2 separate regions of the Homo sapiens genome follow, and region 1 is linked to region 2. A link is a loop called in an ENCODE intact Hi-C map of the cell type or tissue named here. Cell type or tissue: CD4-positive, alpha-beta T cell. All regions are shown on one strand. Links, peaks and the distances in the headings refer to the core of each region. The heading gives the core; the rest is flanking DNA.

Region 1 (8,527 bases), core at 442-8,441, 75 kb after region 2:
ATTCTTTCCCATGTGGAAATCTAGTTTTCCCAGTACTATTTTTTGAAGAGTCTATTCTTCCCCCATCAAAGGGACTTGGTACCATTGTCAAAAATTGGTTATAGGCTGAGCGTGGTGGCTTATGCCTGTAATCCCAGCACTTTGGGAGGCCAAGGCAGGTGGATCACCTGAGGTCAGGAGTTTGAGACCAGCCTGGCCTACATGGCAAAACCCCGTTTCTACTACAAATACAAAAATTTGCCAGGCATGGTGGCAGGTACCTGTAATCTCAGCAGGCACCTTGAACCCAGGAGGCGAGGTTGCTGTGAGCCGAGATTGCACCACTGCACTCCAGCCTGGGCCACAGAGCAAGACTCTGTCTCAAAAAAAAAAAATTGGTAATAGATGTATGGGTTTATTTCTGGACTCTCAATTCCATTGCATTGGTATATCTATCTTAATGCCAGTACTGCATTGTTTTGATTACAGTAGGTTTGTATTAAGTTTGAAATGAGGAAGTGTGAGTCTTCTGACTTTGTTCTTTTTCAGGATGATTTTTTTCTGTGCCCCTTGCAATTCCATATGAATATAAGGATCTATTTTCCTTTTTTGCAAAAAAGAAAAAAAGCTGTTGTTATTGTGGTAAGAATTGTGTTTACTTTGTAGATCACCTTGGGTGGTTTTGACGTCTTAGTATTCAGTCTTCCTACCTAAGAATATGGGGTGTTTGTCCATTTATTTAGATCCTTAATTTCTTTCAGCAATATTTGTAGTTTTCAGTGTACAAGTCTTTCTGCTCATTGTTTAAATTTATTTCTATGTATTGTCTTCTTGAAGATACTATTATAATTAATCACTTTCATAATTCCTTTTCTGATTTATTGCCAGTGTTTAGAAATTCAACTGATGTTTGCATGTTTATCTTGTACTCTACAACTCTGCTGAATTCCTTTATTAGGTCTAATAGCTTTCTTGTGGATTCCTTGGGATTTTCATATATAGGATCATAACTTAGAATAGATGGTTTTGCTTATTCCTTTTTAATTTGAGTGCCTTTTTTTTCTTTTACTTGTCTAATTGCTCTGGCTAGTGCTTCCAGTACCATGTTGAATACCAGTTGTGAAGGCAGCATTCTTGTCTTGTTCCTGATCTTAGGGGAAGAATTTCAGTCTTTCATCATTGAATATAATGTTAGCTGTGGGTTTTTCATAAAGGCCCTTTCATTATGTTGAGAACATTCCCTTCCATGTCTAGTTTTCTGAGTGTTTTTATCATGAAAGAATGTTGGGTTTTGTTAAATTCCTTTACTACATTAAGATGATCATGTGATTTTTTTTCATTCATTCTATTAATGTGATATATCTGTTGGTTTTTCTTTTCTTTTCTTTTCTTTTTTTTTTGAGACAGAATCTCACTTTGTTGCCTAGGCTGGAGTGCAGTTATGCAATCAAGGCTGACTGTAGCCTCAACCTCTCAGGCTCTAGCAATCTTCCCAGCTCAGCCTCCTGAGTAGCTGGAATTACAGGCATGCACCACCACATCTGGCTAATTTTTGTGTTTTTTGCAGGGACTGGGTCTCACTATATTGCCCAGGCTGGTCTCGAATTCCTGACCTCAAGCAATTCACCCATCTTGTCCTCCCAAAGTACTGTGATTAGTTTTTTAAATTTTAAGACAGGATCTCTCTGTCTCTGCAGCCCAGGCTTGAGTACAGTGGTACAATCATGGCTCACTGCAGCCTCAACCTTCTGGGCTCAAGAAATCCTCCTGCCTCAGCCTCCCAAACAGCTAGGAGCACAGGTGTGCACCACCACACCCAGCTAATTTTTTTTTGTTTTTTGTAGAGACAAGGTTGCGCCGTGTTGCCCAGGCTAGTCTTGAACTCCTGGGCTCAAGCAATCCTCCCGCCTTGGCTTCCCAAAGTGCTGGGATTACAGGTTTGAGCCACTGCTCCTATTTAATTGAGGAGTTTAATCCATTTACATTTACATTTAAGGTAATTTCTGAGGATTACTTTTGCCATTTTGCTATGTTCTGTAGTCTTATACATTTGTCCCTCATTTCCTCCAATACTTCCTTGTGTTTAGTTGAGTTTTTTTTTTGTTTGGTTGGTTGTTTTTTTTTTTTTTTTTTTTTCATTTGTGGGGAACGATTTTGATTCCCTCCTCATTTATCTATGTAGGTTTTTTTTTAAGATATCTTCTTTGTTGTTCACATGAAGTTTGCATTTAACTTTCTAAATATATGACAATATAATTTGAATAGCATTTGAGATAGAAAAAAATGAAGTAGCTTTCCTGCCATCACACACTCATCACAGAATACTTCACTTCTGGTCACCAAAATATGTGGAAGTTTTTCCCCACACACCACGCGATTCTCCAGTAGACAGCAACTGGGTGTCCTACAAGTCAATTCAACAGTGATACTATCTACTTGGAGTTAGAGTCAGAGCCCACAGGTTATGGGCTCAATTGCACGGGATAGCCTGCCCTTTCATATGCCAAGTACAAGTAGTAGCTTGTCACCTATTTTTCTGTCCAAGTGGCTATAAATTGGAGTTCCAATGACCACATCCTTAGTTTCAGTTAATTTTCTAAGAAGGCTCACACGACTCAGGAAACTTGTATTTACTGGTTTGTTATAAATATATTACAAAGGATACAGATGAAGAAATACATAGGGCAAGGTATGTGGGAAGAGGCATAGACCTCCCATGCCCTCTCCAGGCACACTACCTTCCAGGCACCTCCAAGTGTTCAGCAATCCAGAAACTCTTTAAACTCTGTCCTTTTCTTTTTTTCTTTTTTTTTTTTTTTTAATGGAGGCTTCATTAGATAGGCACAACTGATAATATTGGCCACTGGCAATTATCTCAAACTTCAGTTGCTCTGTCTTCCCCAGATGTTGGGAGAGTTCTTTTGGCAATCAGCCCCCATCCTGAGGCTTTCCAGGTGCACCCAGCCACCAGTCATCTCATTAGCATACAAAAAGACATTTATCACTTAAGACATTCCGAGGATTTTAGGAACTGTGTACCAGAAAATGGGGAGGGAGGGAAGACCAACTATGTATTTCTTACTCTAAATCACAGTATCACAGTAGTTACCAACTTAACCTCAATAGTATACAAAAACATTGCTCCTATCAACTTTGCCTCCCCCAACTCTTTTTTTTTTTTTTTTGAGACAGTCTCGCTCTGTCGCCCAGGCTGGAGTGCAGTGGTCCCATCTCAGCTCACTGAAAACTCCGCCTCCTGGGTTCACGCCATTCTGCCTCAGCCTCCCGAGTAGCTGGGACTACAGGCACCCACCACCACACCCGGCTAATTTTTTGCATTTTTAGTAGAGACAGGGTTTCACCGTTTTAGCCGGGATGGTCTCAATCTCCTCACCTCGTGATCCACCTGCCTCGGCCTCCCAAAGTGCTGGGATTACAGGTGTGAGCCACCGTGCCTGGCCCTACCTCACCCAACTCTTACATTGTTACACGTTACATCTTCATATATGTATTTCTTACTCTAAATCACAGTATCACAATAGTTACCAACTTAACCTCAATAGTATACAAGAACACTGTTCCTATCAACTTTGCCTCCCCCAACTCTTACATTGTCACGTTACATCTTCATACATGTGTGCCCAATAAGAGAGTTATAATAATAGTTATTATTATTATTATTATTATTATTATTATTATTAGTTTGAGACAGAGTCTTGCTCTGTTGCCCAGGCTGGAGTGCAGTGGCTCGATCTCAGCTCACTGCAGCCTCCACTTCCTGGGCTCAAACGATTCTCCTGCCTCAGCCTCCCAAGTAGCTGGGATTACAGGCATGCTCCACCATGCCTGGCTAATTTTTGTATTTTTAGTAGAGAGGGGGTTTTGCCATGTTGCCCAGTCTGGTCTCAACTACTGGCCTCAAGTGATCTGCCTCCCCAAGAGCTGAGATTAGAGGCATGAGCCACCATATCCAGCGAATTCATAATTATTTTTCATGCATTTGTACTTAAATCCTGTAGGAAATAAAAATTATAGTTACAAACAAAAAGTAGAACACTGGCTTTTATATTTGTCCATGCATTTACCTCTACTTGAGATCTTTATTTCTTTATATGGCTTTAACTGTCTAGCATTATTTTATTGCAACCTGAAGGACTCCCTTTATCATTTGTTGTAGAGCAAGATTGGTAGTAAAGAACTCCGTCAGCCTTTGTTTAACTGGAATGTCTTAATTTCTCCCTTTTTTAAAGAAAAGTTTTGCTGTATATATAATTCCTGATTGATTTTTTTTCCTTTTATCACTTTATATATGCCATCTCAACCCATGGCATCAATGGTTTCTGATGAGAAATCCGCTGTCAATTTTATTGAGGATTACTTATATGTAATGAGCCACTTCTCTCTTGTGTCTTTCAAAATTCTTCTCCTTTGTTTTTCAACAGTGTGATTATAATGTGTCATGGTGTGGCTCTGTTAGAGTTTATCCTACTTAGAGTTCATTGAGCATTTTGGATTTGTAGATTCATGTATTTCATCTAATCTGGGAACTTTGGGCCATTATTTCTTAAAATATTCTTCATTGTTTGTGTTTCTATCTGCTCCTCAGATGCAATAATTTCAAGTGTCCTTCATGATCACTGATTTTTTTCATTTTTGTGCTTACGACTGCTGTTGTACTCTCTTAGTGAGTTTTTTATTTCAGTTATTATACTTTTTAATCTCAAGAACTTCTCTTTGGTTCCTTTTTACAGTTTATCTTCACTGATATTCTCATTTTGTTCATACATTGTTTTCTGATTTCCTTTAGTTCTTTGTCCATGTTTTCCTTTAACTCTTTGAGCATATTTAAGATAATTGGTTTAAAGTCTTTTTTTTTTTTTTTGAGACAGAGTCTTGCTCTGTCGCCCAGGCTGGAGTGCAGTGGCGCAATCTCTGCTCACTGCAAGCTCTGCCTCCTGGGTTCACGCCATTCTCCTGCCTCAGCCTCCTGAGTAGCTGGGACTACAGGCGCCCGCCACCACGCCCGGCTAATTTTTTTTTGTATTTTTAGTAGAGACGGGGTTTCACCATGTTAGCCAGGATGGTCTTGATCTCCTGACCTTGTGATCTGCCTGCCTCGGCCTCCCAAAGTGCTGGGATTACAGGCATGAGCCACCGTACCCGGCTAAAGTCTTTGTATAATAAGTCTGATCTGGACTTTCCCAGGGACAGTTTTTGTCCATTTATTATTCCATTAAATGAACGACAGTTTCCTGTTTCTTTGTATGCTTTGTGATTGTTGTCGTTGTTAACTGAACATTTGAATAGTATAATACTACAATGTGACAACTCTGAGAATCTCCTCCCTAAAGTTTGCTCTGTGTGTGTGTGTGTGTGTGTGTGTGCGCGTATGTGTATGTGTTAAGGCTGTAGTAGTCTACTCAGTTAGTGATTTCCCAAACTATTTTTGCAAAGACTATTCCTTGTTGTATATGGTCACTGAAGTCTCTTCCTTAACTAGTGTTCAGCTGATGTTTTGACAAGTTTCCTGGAGTACCAGGAACTAAAAAATCAACAGCCCTCTCCCAGTCTTCGCAGGTTGACTTTGTGTTAGGGCCCTCCTTCAACACTTAACTAGGCTTGTCCTAAGCCTAGGGATTAGCCTGAGGTGAAAACTTATGGTCTTCTCAAGTCTTTCCTGAGCATTCATCTTGCCTGGGCAAATATGTGGCTTTTTAAATAGCCACATATATATGTATACATGATACTTTTTTTTTTTTTGAGACAGGATCTGTCTCTAGCTCCCTGCAGCATTGATCTCCTGGGCTCAAGTGATCCTCCCCCCATAGCTTCCCAGGTACTGGGACTATAGGTGTGCATCACCATGTCTGGCTAAGTTTTAAAAATTTTTGGTACAGATGAGTTCTCGCTATGTTGCCCAAGCCAGTCTCAAACTTCTGAACTCAAGCAATCCCCCGGCCTTGGCCTCCCAAAGTATTGGGGTTATAGGCGTGAGCCACCAACCCTGGCCTCCATGATACTTTTGAATGATTTTAATTTTCCAAGGAAACTCTCCCCAGCTTTTCCTCCTAGGCCTTAAGCAGTCTATTGTATATTTTTATCATAATCTTTTCCCCAGACATCTATGGTTTATTAATGTAGCTTGTTTTTTCATGTTTCTGAGCAATGCCTGTTACCTTCCCATTCTGAGCTCTGAGTTCCTTTTATATGTTGCTGGATTTATTTTGCTGGGTTTTTTTTTTTTTTTTTTGAAACAGAGTCTCGCTCTGTCGCCCAGGCTGGAGTGCAGTGGCACGATCTGGGCTCACTGCAAGCTCCGCCTCCCAGGTTCACGCCATTCTCCTGCCTCAGCCTCCCGAGTAGTTGGGACTAATTTTTTTGTATTTTTAGTAGAGATGGGGTTTCACCATGTTAGCCAGGATGGTCTCGATCTCCTGACCTTGGGATCTGCCTGCCTTGGCCTTCCATAGTGCTGGGATTACAGGCATGAGCCACCGCACCTGGCCTTGCTGGGATTTTATTGAGGATTTTTGCATCCATATTCATAAGAAATATTGGTCTGTAATTTTCTTGTGATATCTTCATCTGGTTTTGGTTATCAGGGTATTACCGAACTCAAAGAATGAGATGGAAAGTTTTCCTTTCTATTTTTGGGGAGAGTTTGTGAAGAACTGGTATTAATTCCTCAAATGTTTGGTAGAATTGAGTGGTGAAGCCATTTAGGCCTGGGCTTTTCCTTGCAGGTAGTTTTTTGATTACTGATTCAATCTCTTCACTTGTTATAGATAAATTCAGATTGTCTATTTCTCTTGAGTCGATTCCAGTAGTTTGTCTTTCTAGAAATTTTTCCATTTCATCTATTTTCTAATTTGTTAATATATAATTGTTCATAGTATTCCTTTATAATCCATTTTATTTCTGGAAGGTCAGTAATAATGTTCCCCCTTTCTTTTATGATTTTAGTATATTCTCCATTCTAGTATACTTTCTTCTTTTCCTTAGTCAAACCAGCTAGTGATTTGTCAATGTGATTTATTGCTTCAAAAAACCAACTTTGTGTTATATTGCTTTTTTTCTATTGCAGTTCTGTTCTTGATTTCATTCTATTCATTTCCACTGTAATCTTTATTATTTTCTTCTTCCTGCTTACTTTAGGTTTAGTGTTTTCCTCCTTTCCAGTGTTTTAAGGTGAAATATTAAGTTATTGATTTTAGATCTTTTAGCTTTCTTAATATAGTCATTTGCAGCTACAAATTTGCCGCTACAAATTTGCCTCTAAGCACTGCTTCAACTGGATCCCATAAGTTTTGGTATATTGTACCTTGACTTTTACTCGTCTCAAAGTACTTTCTGAATTTCTTTTGATTCCTTCTGTAGCCCATTGGTTATCTAGGAGTGTATAGTTCGATTTCCACATATTTGTGAGTTTCCCAAATTTTCTCATTACTTTCACATTTTATTGTATTGTAAGCAGAGAACATATTTTGTTTGTATTATTTCCGTCCTTGTAAATGTGTTGAAGTGTTATGGCCTTACATACCCTGAAAAATATTCCATGTGTGTTTAAGAATGTATATTATTGTTGTTAGATGGAGTGTTCTACACATGTCTGTTAAATCTAGTTGGTTTATAGTGCTGCTTGAGTCTTCTATTATGTTTTCATCTTATGCCTAGTTGTTCTCTTCATTATTGAAAAGGAGGTATTGACGTCTCCACCTATTATTGTTGAATTGTCTATTTCTCTCTTCGTTTCTGTCAGTTTTTCCTTTTGTATTTTGATTTTCCATTTTTAGGTGCATATGTTTCTAATTGTTATATCTTCCTGAAGCCAAAAAGTTTCCTCTTTAATAACACTTGTTTTAAAGTCTATTATGTCTCATATTAGCATCTGATTTCCTGTGGTTGCTGTTTGCATAATGTATCCTTTTCCATTCTTTTACTCCTAATCTATTTGTGTCTTTGAATTTAAAGTGTCTCTTCTATAGACAACATATACTTGGATTTGTTTTTTAAAAATCAAGCATGACAAACCTCTGCCTTTTGACTGGATTATTTAAACCATTCACATTTAATATTATTGATAAATTGGATATATGTTTGCCATCTTACTTTTTGTTTTCCATCTGTCTCATGCTTCTTTTCATCTTCTATTCCTCCTTTACGGCTTTCTTTTGCAGGCATATTAGTCAGCTCAGCTGCCATTACAAAATAGCATAGACTAGGTGGCTTAAACAACAAATTTATTTTCTCACAGTTCTGGAGATAGGAAGTCCGAAATCATGGTGCCAGCATGGTTAGGTTCTGGTGAGGGTTCTCTTTGTGGCTTGAAGATAGGTGCCTTATCACTGTGTCCAAAGAGAGACAGGAAGAGAAATCATTTCTTCTTATAAGGCCATAGTTCTACCAAATTAGGGCCTTGGCATTGTGACTTCATTTAACGTTAATTCCCTCCTAAAGATTCTATCCCCACATACAGTCACACTGGAGGTTAGGGCTTCAACATATAAATGTCTTGGAAGGGAAACACAATTCAGTCCATAGCATGTAG
Region 2 (8,527 bases), core at 267-8,266:
GGAGTGGGGGAAGGGCTGGGTTATAAATAGTGAGGTGCAGTGGGCTGGACACTCGGGTGGCGGCCAGATTCCTGGTCCTCCTGGGCCTAGGTGACTCGTCATCTGCAAGATAAGCACAGTGCTCTGGGGACATCCAGGGCATTTTCCCACCTACCTCGGACCCTCTCCACCCTCCTGAGCTGCCAGGACCTGGCCCTGGCTCTCCCTGACCAAGCCAGAGCTCGCCTGCTTCCCACGTTCTAGCCTACGCTGCCTTGGGTTTTATGTCTCATCTGGGACTTGATCATAAAATCCCAAGGTTCACAGAGGCCATGAAATCTCAGTTCCTTGTGCAAGGGCCTGTGTCACCCAGAGCGGAACCAGGTCAGGGAGGTAAAAGTCCCAAAGGCAAGGATGGGAGAAAAGAAAACAGGGAGGGGGAGGTCAGGAATAGGTTCCTTCTAGCACAAAGCAGGCCCCTCAACAAGTCCCCATGGACCAAGTAAGTCTGCACTCAGTTCTGGGAGACACACAGTCATCATGGCTGGACTGCAAGAAAACAATTCTTGGACGCAGCCTGGCCTGGTTTCCATCCTGGCTCCCCCACTGAACAGCCACATGACTTTGGGCACATTTTCCCTGTTGGAAAACAGCCTTTCTGTGAGGCCATGATAGGATTCAGTCCCCCTGAAGTGACCAAGCCAGTGCTGTACATAGAAAGTGTTCAAAAACGCGAGCTCCCTCTTCCTTCCTTTCACGCCCAGACTCCGACTAGAGAGGGCTAGCTTATGTCGGAGGCTGTCTCAGAGTACAAACCCAGGTACAAGAGAAGCTCTGTCCTTTGAGAAGGCTGCGTTTAGCACCCACAAGTAACAAAAAAATCTTATTACATATATTATTCATTCATTCACATTCATTCATTCAACAAACATTTGTTGAGTGCCTAAGGTGTAGCCAGCATTGCTCTCAGCACTACTGCTGAGCTTCCTGGATGCAGGCACTATGGAGCTTTAGATACTTCCTGTCCCTAAACTGCTCTCATCCACGGTCCTGTGTCTGGAAACAAATATGACAGCATCCTATCTGCCATCAGCTAAGCCCTGAAGATGATAACGACACAGATAAAAAGTGATGCTTGAAGAGAGGTACGTAGGAGACTCCCTAGGTAGAAGAGAGGACAACACCCACTGCCCCAAGCTGTTATGCCAAAAATCTGACCCCAACTCTGAGCTCACCAGCCTGATTCTACAGATAATATTTGGCTATCCATCTGTGGGAAGAACCAGTTTTCCTTTTTTATTTTCAATGTGTTGTGAACTGATATTTTTGTAAATTACGTAGATCATGTGCTTAAATACTGCAATGTTGTTTGTTTATTTATTTGAGATGGAGCCTCACTCTGTTGCCCAGGCTGGAGTGCAGTGATGCAATCTCGGCTCACCTTAACCTCTGCCTCCCAGGTTCAAGCAATTCTCCCACCTCAGCCTCCCGACTAGCTGGGACTACAGGCGCGTGCCACCACACCCAGCTAATTTTTGTATTTTTAGTAGGGACGGATTTTCGCCATGTTGGCCAGGTTGATCTCGAATGCCTGACCTCAGGTGATCCACCCTCCTTTGACTCCCAGAGTGCTGGGATTACAGGCATGAGCCACTGCAACCAGTCTGTCAAATTATTTTAGAAGTTCCTAAATATTAACACTGAGAATATATATTTATCTTATTGCTACTCAGCACCAGATAATTCAGGCACCAATCTATGAACCACATTTGGGTAGGACTGATGGCATTTAGTTCATTCCGTGAACTGTCCAAAATCTAGCATAATACTGTCACATTTTTACCTCATGAAGTTTCAACAATATCAAAAATGAACAAAAAATTATTTTTAAAATGTTGTTGCGTGCTGCAAAGAAATACAAGAAATAGAATTGTAATATTCAACTTACTTGCTGATGGCTGAAATTTGACCAGATCTTGCAAATCAGTAGAAATCTGGAAGACGTGGCTGTAGAACTGCTGGACTGAATTCTTCAGGCCAGAAATGTCTCTGGAATGCGACCTGAGCGTTCCGTTCATCTGCCTGACACAGTTCCACAGGCTGCTGACATGCTTGTTGAGCCCCTCCTTGATCCTCTGAAGATTTCCTGAGATAGAGTCCAGCTTGCTGCAAGTTTTCTCCATATGAGACACCCTGCCCTCCACCATGGAGACCTCCCTCTGGACCCCCTGCGTGCATTCCTTACAAGCATCCAGCTCCGAGATGACCTGGCTCTGCAACCTCTGCCACCTCTCCTCCAGCTGACTGCAGCAATGAGCCACGGGGTGCTGGGGGGACGGCAGGGTGTCCACTGTCCTTTCTTGCTCACCCACCTTAGTGAACCTACCCATGCCAGCGTTTTCACCTGCTCTACAATTGCTCATTTCCTTTTGAAGATGAGTCACATCATTTTCTGTGTGGTTTAATTGAGAATAAAGAAAACTAAAATCCTGTTGAAGTTTCTGGATGGTTTGTTCGGTTTCTTGAAACTTCCTGTGCATCGTGTCGTTGAGAGATTTCAAAAGGTGCAGGCTGTCGCGTACTGCGCGGTCTTCCCTGTTTGGCAAGGCACCTTCCATCCCATGAGGCTTTCCCTGGATGTTCAGCAGGCAAATGTCTTCAACAACTTGAACTTTGTCCTTCAGGTGGTTTAATTCCATCATGACCCGTTCATCTCCTGACCCTGACACTCCTGGCAGGGCTGCTGCCCCTGGGGGACTGAGCTCTGCACCAGTGTTATTGGTCATCTGTAGGAGAACGCTCCCCAGACGGTCTTCCAGAGACTGTATTTTCTGATCAACAAGCTGCTTCAAGTCACCCACCTCTCCATTAATGGCGCCCCGAAGGGTTTCCTCAATGTAAAAGCAATGTTCTTCAGCGTTCTTCTCCGTCACATTGATCCTTGCATCGAGTTCATTCCATTTTGCATCAAAATCCACATCTGGCTCTGGAACTATAAGGCGGTCAAACTCATTGTCCAGTCTTCCATTCAGCATTCTGGTGGCTTCAGCAACTCTCTCGATTTTCTGGTCCAATGTCTTGATCTGTTGACCAATGTCACCATTCTTTTCACTGTCGCAGCAATTTGCCTGGGCTGAAGGCTCCTGTAGCCGGGCTCGGAGGTTATTTATTTCTTTTCTCAGGCTTGTTTCCTTCTCCCCTATGAGCTCTATCACTCCCAGGTAGCTGCTCCCATAGTCATCACACTGCTGCTGGAGGCCAGTGAGCTTGTACTCACATGAGTTTTTCAGGTCAGCCAGCTTTCTGTCCATGCCCTCCATGAGCTCCTCTCTCAGGGCGTCGATCTTACTGTCCACATAGGCTTGGTAGAGTTCGTTGGTTGTCATGGTCACCGTCGGGCCCTGAGCTGCTTCCTGGAGCTGTCTGAGCTGCCCTTCGTAGCCCTTCACTTTTCCATCCAGCTCTTCCAGCTTGTCACTTTTGTTCTTTAGAGTATCTTTGACTTCAGCCAATTCAGACTTGATGTCCTTCATGCCAGATTCCTTAGTGTTGAAGACACCAGGACTCTGGCCCGTTTCTGTGTCTCCACTAACAGTGGTGTCAGGCTTGGGGTGCTGGCTGCTGAGCCCTGGTGCCCGTGTTCTACTGGCATCATCCTGAGTGGCATGTTTGAGATTTTCACTCACTCCAGCAAGGGAAGACTGGAGGTCAAGAACCGTCCTTGTGAGTCGAAGAACCTTCTCCTCTAGCACCTGTATCTTCTTTTCCTGAAGTTCCTGAGGCCCCTCTTTTGGATCTACCCCCCAGCTTGGTTGTGCTGTACCAGTTGGGGACAAAGTCTTCCTGGGCTCTGAGAATTGGCTGGGTTCATTATCTGTTACAAAGATAAAGTTGGACATGAATGAACATTTTCTACCTTTAGCCAGATTCTGCCAAGACAATAAACAAGGTACCTACAAAATACATGTACATCTTCACTTACAGGTCACTACACAATTGTAGGTAAGTACTGTGGTACAGTAGAAAAGAGTATGGGCTTTGTAGTCAAATAGACCTCTACTTGCATTCTGGCTCTGCTATTTACTGTTTGTCCTTGAGCAAGTTAACTAACTTCTGTGAACTATAATCCTCTCATCTATAAAGAAGAACAGCTTCTAGAGCTGTTAAAATAATATGTACATGACACCTATTAGATAATCAATGGTCTCTTTCACCCTGAGGGGAAATATTCATTATCCGCTTTATCATATGAACACTTCATTCCCATATTAGTGAACTGCAGCCACACCCCAAGAGTTGACTGCATACAGTAAAACCACAAGAAACCACTTTAGCAAGATCCACCCATTAGCTGTTGGATGGTGATATCATATGATATCATATTTTCTGATGTTATCCTCAAAGCAGTGCCTGAATGTTTTGTCCTTTACTTTCATTAACATCTCTGTGCTCAAAGAGTCTCACAGACATTGTTTAGCCCTGCTTGCAGTTTGGGAGACAAAAAGCAACAGAGATAAAGCAACTATTCATCAGTGTCTCCTAGCAACAGCACCGTCTGACCATATATAGTAAGATTCACTACGTCAAAGAATGCAAATATTGAAAGCTGGTCAGGGAGGTGGTGTGTGCCTGTAGTCTCAGTTACTAGGGAGGCAGGAAGATGGCGTGAGCCCAGGAGTTCAAGGGCATCCTTGGCAATATAGCAAGACCCTGTATCTTTAAAAAAAAAAAAAAAAAAAAAAGAAAAGAAAAAAAGAAGAAGAATGCAAACATTGAATTTTGGGTAATCTTATTTTGAGAAAACACCAAGGAAAAAATCCAAAAGAAAGAAACAATTATTAATTTTTAATAAGGGGGGAATGATAGTGATGAGTCATAAAATGAAGATAAATTGATAGACATAGAGGTAAATAAAAAGGAGACTATTGAAACCTGCAGCAATAGGACAATAAGAAACAAACTATGCCCTGAATACAGCAGGATACAAGAAATACTGCATCCAGCCATGATGGCTCATGCCTGTAGTCCCAGCACTTTGGAAGGCTGAGGTGGGTGGATTGCTTGAGGATAGGAGTTCAAGACCAGCCTGGCCAACATGGCGTAACCCCATCTCTACTAAAAATACAAAAATCAGCCAGGTGTGGTGGCTGGTGCCTGTAATCCCAGCTACTAGGGAGGCTGAGACAGAAAAATCGCTTGAACCCAGGAGGCGGAGGTTGCAGTGAGCCGACATAGTGCCGCTGTACTCCAGTCTGGGCAACAGAGAGAGACCCTGTCTCAAAAAAAAAAAAAAAAAAAAAAGAAAAGAAAGAAATGAAAAGGAAAGAAAAAGAAAAAGAAAGAAAGAAATACTGAAAGAGGTTAACACTGACAAACCTGGCAACTATAGTGAGACATATAAAGTGGAAAAAATCAAACACAACATAGGTTGCAATTAAATAAAATGCATTAATATATTACACTGGAAAACATTGGAAATTAATTCAGAATGTTGTAGATATTTGAATTCAACGATCATTGTTTTTTCCTCCTCTGAACTTTTGCACAAGCTCATAATAGCAGCTATTATTTATTAAAATCAAGTTAGTGGTAAAACCAAATCTGAAATTCAGATATCCAAATCCCCAAGAATCATTCTTTTTGCAGAGAGCTACAAATAACACCTTGTTTTCCTTACTGAAATATTTATTCTCTCTCTCTCTCTTTTTTTTTTTTTTTTTGAGACAGAATCTCCCTCTGTTGCCCAGGCTGGAGTGCAGTGGTGCTATCTCGGCTCACTGCAAGCTCTGCCTCTTGGGTTCACGCCATTCTCCTGCCTCAGCCTCCCGAGTAGCTGGGACTACAGGTGCCCACCACCATGCCCGGCTAATTTTTTGTATTTTTGGTAGAGATGGGGTTTCACTGTGTTAGCCAGGATGGTCTCCATCTCCTGACCTTGTGATCCACCCGCCTCGGCCTCCCAAAGTGCTGGGATTACAGACGTGAGCCACCGCGCCCGGCCGTTATTCTCTCTTAAGACACTAAAGAAAAAAACAAGTTACTGAATCATGTGCAAGTGGAATGCTATTCTAAGCAAAGGAAATAAAAACAAAGGGCGGCAAAGGGGGGAAGATTGAGGATGTAAGGAAATGCTTTGCTCATATACCACGGTGACTGTGCAAATTGCATTTTTTTCAAAGGATAATTTGGCAACATGTATCAAAATACTCAGAATCTTTTGACCCTACAATTACACTTCAAGAAATTTATTCTAGTGAATAATCAGAAATGAGTGCAAAAATTTAACAGGAAAAGATGCATATTCATATATTATCTATAATAGTGAAAAATTACAAACAACCTAAGTGACCAACAGTAGAGGATGGTGTTCAATAACTCACATTCTCTCAAGCCATTAAGTAGTATTGTAGAATATTTCATGACATGGAAGGTTGTCCATTATAGGTTATTCAATAAAAAATAAGTTCCAGGTCGAGTGCAGTGGTTCTGCCTGTAACCCCAGCACTTTGGGATGCTGAGGTGGGAGGATCACTTGAGTCCAGGAGTCCAAGGTTGTGAGCAGTAATCATGCCACTACACTCCAGCCTGGGTTACAGAGCAAGACCCTGTCTCTAAAATAGAAAAAGTTGTAAAAATAGTATTTTTTTTATAATGACAGTGAATTCAGGGTATGTTTGTCCATTCTGTATTGAAATAAAGGAATATCTGAGACTGGGTAATTTGTGAAGAAAAGAGGTTTATTTGGCTCACAGTTTTGTAGGCTGTACAAGAAACATGGTGTCAGCAACTGCTTCTGGTCAGGACCTCAGGAAGCTTCTACTCATGACGGAAGGTGAAAAGAGGGCCAGTGTGTCACATGGTAAGAGAGGGAGCGAGAGGGAGCAAGAGGGAAGGGAGAAGGTGCCAGGCTCTTCCAACCAACCAGCTCTCGTGTACTAACAGAGCAAGAACTCATTTATTACCGCAAGGAGGGTACCAAGCCATTCATGAAGGATCAACCTCCATGACCCAAACACCTCCCATGATACCCCATCTCCCACATTGAAGATCACATTGCAACATGAGATTTGGAGGGGACAAACATTCAAACTATATCAGAGGAAAAGCATTTCTTTTTACTCCTTCCTAAAATCCCACTAAAAGGACAAAATAAAAGGAGGAGGGAGACAAAAAAACCTACTCAAGTCACACACAAAAAACTGGGAGTCAGAAAAGTTTTGGTGTTTTTTTAGCAGCAATATTGGAAGCTAGAGAAAAACTGAGCACTATTGTCAAAATTCTGAAGGAAAGTGATTTCTGACCTAGATTTCTGAAGCTAGAATAAAAAATAGTGTTCATACTATAAAGTGGTAAAAAGTTTGCTTCCCATGTAATTGTCTCATGAAGCTACTAAAGGACATGCTCAAGCAAAGCAAGGGGCTAAGCCAAGAAAGAGGGAGCAGGGGACACAGGAAACAGGGAATTCAACAGGAGAGGGGCAAGTTAAGATCCTCGGGTGAAGACAGGAAAAGAGGATGTCCCGTCCAGGTAGGGCAAGTGAGAAGGCTCAAGGGAGACTTCTTCAAGAAGATGAAAATGCTGTGTCTGAACATATGGAGGGGACATTTAGAGAGCCAGAGAAGAGTTGGGTTGAAATAGCAATAAAAAGAGAGAAAACTAAGCAAAGGAAAAACATAAGACAATGATTTAACTGTAAGGAATCAAAAAGCTGCGTAGGAAAGAAAATCTATTCATAGTACACCACATGGCTCAGCTGTAAACATTATCTACATAGTTACTACAATGTAAACACTGAATACTGAGTAAATAAAGAATATGGTCTAACTGTATGGAAGGGATGGGGGGATAGGAGCCATGTGTTGAGGAGTGGATGAAAGGGAGTTAAATTCTCACCTTCCATAATGAAAAACCAATAGATATGGAGGTAAATTCCAAAAGATTCATCTGAAGAGTTTAAAGTACTACCCATGGGAAGGGAAAATGAGAAAAAGGGTTTCAGGGTGGTCATTGTTTTTCCTATTAGTCCTTATAAAGCTATTCAACTTATTAAACTACAATATGCTTAAACTTCTGTCAAACAAAAACTAAAATGAAACAAAACAAAAATAAATGATTACAATCCACCAGCCCCCATGTCATGTTCCCTCCATCCCAGTATCTGTCATGAATTATTGTAATTACTCTCTAATGTCTGCCTTCCATGAAGTCAGGGACTCTGTCTGCCTTTTTTCTCACTTATTCCAAGTACCCAGTATAGAGCCTGACAGATATAGAAGTTCAATAAATATTTGTGAGATAAATGAATTTTTCTTTAACAAAATCAATGTACAGACATAGGAAAGAGAGTAAGGTTCTATAACAAAATGTCAACAGTAGTTCTCATTTAGTCATGAGATTATGTATCCTTAAATATTTTTCAAACATTCTTTAATTGATGTGCATTACTTTTGTAGTTAAAAAGTCATTTTAAAATCTATTTTTACAGACAATGTTGGGAAGAACTACGAGTTTCAAACCTGAGAACACCTCATGGCAAAATATAATCATT

The links. A loop is a pair of places that touch in the nucleus more often than their neighbours do. Peaks named below come from ENCODE experiments on the same cell type or tissue, not always from the same donor. Only the 100,000 strongest peaks of a DNase experiment are listed, where the experiment ranks them.
Region 1: it touches region 2 in a loop (1.8-fold over the local background); 2 of 110 quality-filtered maps call a loop at or near these places.

Annotation. Positions count from the first base shown.
Region 1 is chr18:2,811,118-2,819,644 of GRCh38, reverse strand. No RefSeq gene overlaps it. Among named protein-coding and RNA genes, the nearest start is that of EMILIN2, 32 kb to the left of the region's middle. In CD4-positive, alpha-beta T cell, for the core only: no CTCF peak of the experiment used is centred there; no DNase peak of the experiment used is centred there; H3K27me3 peaks cover 195 bases.
Region 2 is chr18:2,885,887-2,894,413 of GRCh38, reverse strand. It overlaps EMILIN2 (elastin microfibril interfacer 2), which reads right to left. Exons shown (of 8, transcript NM_032048.3): 4 at 1,928-3,853. Among named protein-coding and RNA genes, the nearest start is that of EMILIN2, 43 kb to the right of the region's middle. In CD4-positive, alpha-beta T cell, for the core only: no CTCF peak of the experiment used is centred there; DNase peaks (open chromatin) are centred at 1,023, 2,433 and 4,503; H3K4me3 peaks cover 894 bases; H3K27ac peaks cover 2,370 bases.